Linked DNA regions of Mus musculus: region 1 is linked to region 2. Evidence: chromatin contacts called from ENCODE Hi-C or POLR2A ChIA-PET data. All regions are on one chromosome and are shown on one strand. The core of a region is the stretch at or near the end of the contact, and the rest is flanking DNA. Distances in the headings are between cores, read along the strand shown.

Region 1 (3,302 bases), core at 551-3,050, 130 kb after region 2:
TGAACATGAGCTGTAACTGCTGAGTGCTTAGTGTGTAAGGTCCTTCTCGGACTTAAAGGGAATGATGGGACTTTACATTTCCCTTATACGTTCATTTAGTTTCACAATCTTTTTCAATAAAAAAAACTTTAAATAAATTTACATTTCAATAAATTAAATATACATAAGTTAAAATTCAGGTAAATTTACATTTGCTGTGTGCCAAATCTGTGCCAAGAGTGAATCAACACTAGCTCTGCCTTTAGAAAGCTCATACCAGGGGAGAGACCTAGCTGTCTGAACCAACATACATACAGCTGAAAGTGCTGGTGGAGCAGAGCACACAGAAGGTGAAGGTGCAGTGGAGATGGGCAGACAGGTGGCTTGCCGCCTAGGCAGCAGCTCATGGCACAGGGCTAGAGAGTAGTATCCATACCGGTGTGCGAGGAGACGGTAAGAGAAAGGCTGCAGAATTGCATTTCCTATGGATTGCAGAGTCTATATCCCTGTTAAATAAAACAAACAAACTTTGGAAAGCATTTAGTCCTCTTTGATAATTAGAACTTCTTGAGGAAATGTCTTTAAAGTTAGTATTTATTGTTCCAAAAAGATACCTTGATGTAGGTTAGACCTGTACCATGCACATGCCCATTGACATGCAGCAGACAAGTCAGAGCTCTAGGGCACCAGCAAGAGGTGTCTAGAGAGACAGCAGAGATGTCTAGGGGTCTGGGTAGTAAGACAAACTTAAATTGGAGTCTGTGCACACCGGTGGTTTGGAGGTAAAAAAAAAAAAAAAAAGAAAGAAAAGAAACCAGACTGGGTGTGGTGGCATATGCCTTTAGAGAAAGTCGGGCAGATTCTGGGCTACATAATGAGTTCCAGATGCTGTCTCAAAACAAAATCCGTTCTATTTGTAGTTGTATCTCAGAAGTGAACAGAGCAAGGACTTGTGCATGTTGACTTTGCACTTAAACTCACCCTTTTTATAAAGCGAAAAGTGGCTGGATTGAAGTAACCATTTAAAGTGGGGGTGGGGGACAAGTGTAGTGGCACTTAACTGCAGTCCTAGCTACCTCGGAGGCTGAGGTGGAAAGATCATTTTTTTTGTCCAAAGGTTCAGATTAGCCTGGACAATTCAACAAGACCAATCTCAAGCAAAGTAGCAAAACCAGACAGACTGGTGTCACAGACCTACCTATAATTCACTTAGAGTGCGTGAGTGTGAAGATCAGGAGTTCAAGGCCATCATTGTTTCTAGGTCCTTGTTTTAAGTTTGAGGACAGGCAGGGTTAAGAAAGTGCCTGTTTCAAAACAAAACCCCCACAAATTATGTTTGGGAACAGGGATTCACCCTGGAGCTTTGAATAGTGAGTTGAATCCTCTGGCTTTTGACCATGAAAGTAGAACACTCAATCCCTGGCGTGGGAAGAAGACCTCAGACGGCTGAGACTATTGTACTCAATACCGTGCCTTAGCATAATGTTGCCTCAGGTTCTGGACTCCACTTCCGAAGTAGTGAACCGAATCTGAGGGCAGAATGTAGGAGTATTCTTAGGAAATTGTCCAGGGCATTTATAGATTTGCCTTGGAGGGGAAAGGGATTTAGCAACAGACTCCATCACTGTCCCTGACACTGCTCTCATGACCTAGAACACAGGGCTCTGGGGATTCCTTTTACACAGTCTGGCTCACCTGCTCTACCTACCTGCAGAGATTCTCCTCCAGCCCCGCCCCTAGCCCTGGCTAGAGCCCCGCCCCGGAGGGAATCGAAGCCCGCCTCACGCCTGGCTCAACCAATCAAGCTCTACGATCTCGGACGTCGGGTTACGCGCGGCGCGGAGGCGGCCGCGGGCTGAGATACCGGCACCCAGCTCCAGGTCCGGGGTCGCGGCTGGGCAGCGCGACCCGGGCTGCAGCGAGGCCGGCGGCCCCTCGCGCCCTCCCGTCAGGCCGCCATGCAAGGCCCGGGAGGGAACGTGAGCCGCGGATTGCCGAGCGGGCCGGCCTCCACGGTCGCGTCCGGGGCGGGCCGCTGTGAGAGCGGCGCGCTCATGCACAGTTTCGGCATCTTCCTGCAGGGGCTGCTCGGCGTCGTGGCCTTCAGCACATTGATGCGTGAGTCCGGGACCCCAGCCCCTCCCCGTCCCCACGTCGACCGCCGCAGTCCCAGCCCCACCCCGGGGACCCTCCTGCCCTTAGAGTTCCGGCCTGGGCACCGGGCCCTTGGGCTGCGGTGCCTCCCTCTCCCGCGAGACGGTGCTGGTTATTCGAGACTAGAAGGGAGTCCGGGACCCTGGGCTGAGAGCTTTTGGCCAGGAGTGACCCTGCCCCTCACCACCTCCACCTTAGACCTGTCTCTTGTCTGATGTCAGCCTAAATCTGGTCCCCTCCCACTTTGCCGTCGCAAATTAAGGTTACCTCACTTTTCGGTATGGACCGAGATTACCCCCCCCCCCCCATAGCTTCTTCTCAGGGGCTCCTCGTAGCCTTCCTCCCCTTGGCTCTTAGACCCCCACACCCTTAAGTGTCTGCTAGCCTAATGCTGGGCTCCTCTCTGAACCTTCACTCCCAGTGTTTGCCCTCTCTGTTGGGTGTGGGGAGACTCACCCACACCCACCTGTAGTGTTAGGGCAGTGCAGTCGGTGCTCCCACATTGCTGCGCGACCCCCAGCCCTACTCCCTCTATTGTTCAGGGAAGATCCTCTCTGACTGCCGCGGTACCCACATCCCAGCCTCCCTTTTCACCTGTTCAGCTCTGTCCTGAGCTTTCCCAATTAAGTTGTATCTGAAGTTTCCGCTTGCTGTTCTTCCAAACCACGTTTGTTATTTACATTTTTAAATTTCCTCTTTTTTCGTGAAACTCTGACAACCCTCCTGGTTGACTTGATGGAGGAGGCTAGAGGCTCCGGGAAAGTCTCAGAGGCACTTCTTGGGGAGTTTTATAGTAAAGAAGGAAGTCACAGATGGCCCTTGTTGCCCAATGGGGGTTGGAGGAAGGGTCATATTTGCCCTTGGGTTGGGAGGTTGTGCTGTTTCTCTGATGGGCACATACACACACACAGACACTAAAGGATGGAGTTCTCTTGGCACGTAGACCTGAGAGTGTCCCTGTGATGTGTTAGAGAGGAGTTATAACTAAGCTATTATATAGAGGCATTAATTCCAAAACTGACATGTTTTCACAACTGTGCTCTGTGGGCAGAATGGGGAGTTCCAGCAGGATGTAGTCTTCACTGGGGGTGGGGGTGTCCTGCTGCAGCTCTGAATGCAGATGCAGTAGGGTTATCCTTGCTTATTTATAACAAGAGGTTTCTTTGGGC
Region 2 (3,343 bases), core at 694-3,193:
GCCAAGGCACTGCTTTCCAGGAAGTGGCTATGTTTCTCCATTGCTGAGACCATCACTTTCAACACTTTGCCTCCAGCCTGCCATCACATCTTCCATCTGTGCGGTCAAGCACGAACCTCTGAAGGAGAAATGGAGCTGGCCCCTTGTAAGGCAACTGCTGTAGGTTATACATCACAAGTGAGTCAGGATGGGACACCCTGGCATCAGGTGAGCCCTAGCCTACCTGTTTTTAGTTAGAGGCTCTGTAGAATAGCATGGTTCATCTAGGGTTGCCTTCCAGCTCCTGGCGCTCAGTGGGGTCCTGTAATAGAACAGCTTCCCTGCAGAAGGAATCTTTTCCATCATCATGTGTTACATTCTGTCCTTTTCTGCAGTAAAAAGTGCCCTTAAGTTAAGGAGTTGTTGCTACTGTCACAATTGTGGAACAGCTCTGAGGTCAAAGGTTTCCCCCAATGCAAGTGTTACAGCTCTGAAGGGAAATGTATCCTGGCAGGCAGGGAAAGTCACTCTGCACAACAGACCTCACAGAAGAGATTTATTGGGAACATCACAAGAGGGTGGCCACCTCTGCTCAGCTGAGAAGTCGCTGGACCCGAAGCAGAAGCCTGAGCAGGCTTTATATAGGTGCTTCTTAAGGGCGAGTGACTTTCCAGGGTGGCCTAGGAGTGGTGGTAAGATTTTGTGACCTGATCTTGGGGCAAGCTCAGAGATTGGTGGCCTAATCATAGACAGCCTGTAGGGTGGAGCTTGCTGCCTGCATCTTGATGGAAATGGCCGTAAGAGTAGTCTGGGCCGTAAGAGTAGCCATCATGATTGGAATGGCTTACAATAATGTCTCTCTGGCTTGGCAAATGCCTTAGGTAGAAGTCACCTGTCTTCCCTGGGTCACTGGGGACAGAAGGTGAAAATGTCACAGCCCCAGGCCTTCCTTCCCACCAGCCTCCTACTCTGAATCTTATCCACACCTCTGTCATCTGTCACAAGGCCTGGGCTGTGGAATGAAGTTGGGTTCTCCATCAGTGCCCATCAGTGAACACTGACTAACTAAGACATGACTGCTTTACTCACATTGGGAGGCGACAAATGAAGGCATGTTTCTAGTTCCTGTCTGGGAGATCCTGGCACTCTTTCCAGTGTGTGGATCTAGTGTGGCTTCCTGCAGGCCTGCTGAGTGAGAAAAAGGGAAGTCTGGGGGAGACCAGACTTCACCCTGTCTCACACACTCCTCACTCTTAGGAACCTTCTTTGAAAATCATGACATAGTAGGTGTGATGAGCTGAGCCTCCAATCCCAGCACTCAGGAAGCGTGACAGAAGGAGGCCAGCCTAGGCTACAGAGACCCTGCCTCAGGAGAAAAAGGGTATCGTGAATGGTGATAGAGTGAACAAGGTTGCCAGAGGCCCCTCTCAGAAGGGCTTTCAGTTCTTGGGAGAGTTAGGCATCAGCTCACAAAGAGAAGCTGGCAATCCCGGAACTTCAGACTTCATGGGTAAAGGTCTAGCCCCACAACATTGTCTGCCCCACTCCTCCAGACAGAGCCTGCCTTGGGTTCCATGGGAGAAATCACAAAGACTCCAGAGAATAAGCCATTGTCGCCAGAAGACAAACAGCAGTGTTTTCCTCTGTACATACTTGGACAGAATAGAGATGTTCCTCACATAGTCTTTCTTGTTTCCCTAGCGTGTTGACATAATTTCAGAAAAAGACAGACTAGCATGGTACATCTTTATGTTCTCAAATTAGAGCTGAAGATTACTCTCTTCCCCATGTGGCCTCTGATGTCCCTAAGAGGCATGTCTGTAATGACAAGAACATGTTCTGCAGGTGTGCAGATGTCAGACCATGGGGGGCAATTGAAGGACAGAGCTGCGTACATTTGTTTCTTTTGTAACTGAGTGAAATCGTGTGGTTCTGGCTGCCAGCAGGGCTCATGGGCACAGTGCCCAAGTCCACGGGTTATTCTTGCCTCTGCTTCCTCTTGGCAATCCTTGCAACAGACCGAGTAATGGAAGGCCTGGCACTGGATGGAAGGCCACCAGAGGGTGTCCTGTTATCTTATTTCTTCTACATCATCAGTGGGAAATTAGCTTATGTTCATGTCTATATTTTCAAGCACCCATCAGGGATCTCTCTCTCTCTCTCTCTCTCTCTCTCTCTCTCTCTCTGTGTGTGTGTGTGTGTGTGTTTTTCACATTATGAAACCAGGTATATAGATAGCATACACTTCTTTTTTTTTATAGTATAGAATAGAATACAGTTTATTCAGGGCATGAGGATGGGAGGTAAAGGGGTAGTAGAGGCAGAGAAAGAGAGAGAGAGAGAAAGAGAGAGAGAGGAGGCTGGCCATGAGCATATGGAGGGAGAGGTGGGGGAGGAAGTTGGGGAGAGAGGGGATAAGGGACAAAAAGACAGAGCAGGAGCAAGAAGACAAGAGCGTAGCACACACTTCTAATCCCAACACTTGGGAAGATGAACAGGAAGTTTGTTTATAGCCTGGGCTACGGAATGAGATACTATCTCAGAACAACAACAACAAAAACAAAAAAAAAAAATCATAGAAGCCCAGGGGAGTCAGAGTTGAGCAGTCCCTCAGTGGTGGGATGGGGAGTTGAGAGCTAGTGGGCCTGTGTACTTCAAGACCAGAGCCTGGACACAGCCACATTCAAGTAGGAGTGCTAGATCAGTGTAGTGCTCACCATGGAGTCTGAATGTGTCTACGTGCTGTGCTTTTTGATGATAAGTGATGTTATCTCTTGATATTGTGTATTGCGTTATTACCTGTGCCTATGGTATGTATACATGCCCATGTGTGTGTTCACATGTATATGGATGTGTTTGTGTAGGTGTGTGTATATGGATATGCAGAGGCCAGTTGAGCTGAGGCATCTTCCCTCCATTGCCCTCTTTACTGAGGTCTCTCACTGAGCCTGGAGCTCACAGACTCAGTTCAGTTACTCTAGCCAGCCAGTTTTCCCTGGGGACCCCCTGTCTTTGTTTTCTGAATGCTGGGATTACTGGGAAGCTAAGGCTCCGAAGAGTAGAAAGATGGAGCAGAAGTGTAGAGCTAACTAAGAGATACAGTTATGGTCATGGGCTGCCTCTGACCAAGGGATGCCGTAGCCTCATGAATAGGACGTTTCACATGTAATCCCTACAACACAGAGCAGGGGCTTCTGACCTTCACGGTAGAGGTCAGGGGCAGGTTTCGTGTCCATCCTAAGGGACTAGTTGTGGTGAATCCCTCCAAACCTATTTTCTATCTCAGACTGAGAGCAAGCCAGACCTTCAGTTTGGCTTGACAGGAAGATCTGTGCTTTTCTAAAACCACCACCTAGCTGCTTTA

The links. A loop is a pair of places that touch in the nucleus more often than their neighbours do. ChIA-PET counts read pairs that join two places held with the same protein, here RNA polymerase II (POLR2A).
Region 1: a map of heart shows a loop between it and region 2 (2.0-fold over the local background). The contact joins the promoter of Stimate here to the enhancer-like site in region 2. A Hi-C loop is called at or near these places in 1 of 37 maps with a recorded cell type or tissue (heart). POLR2A ChIA-PET finds 5 or more read pairs at or near these places in 1 of 5 experiments (embryonic stem cell).

What each region holds. Positions count from the first base shown.
Region 1 is chr14:30,823,794-30,827,095 of GRCm38, forward strand. Stimate (STIM activating enhancer) reads left to right here and starts at 1,801. Exons shown (of 8, transcript NM_028839.4): 1 at 1,801-2,097. The coding sequence starts at 1,938.
Region 2 is chr14:30,693,835-30,697,177 of GRCm38, forward strand. No RefSeq gene overlaps it. Among named protein-coding and RNA genes, the nearest start is that of Sfmbt1, 20 kb to the right of the region's middle. Within about 2 kb of position 1,944, at least 1 of the 3 ENCODE cell types and tissues checked has a DNase peak (open chromatin) inside an H3K27ac peak, as active enhancers do.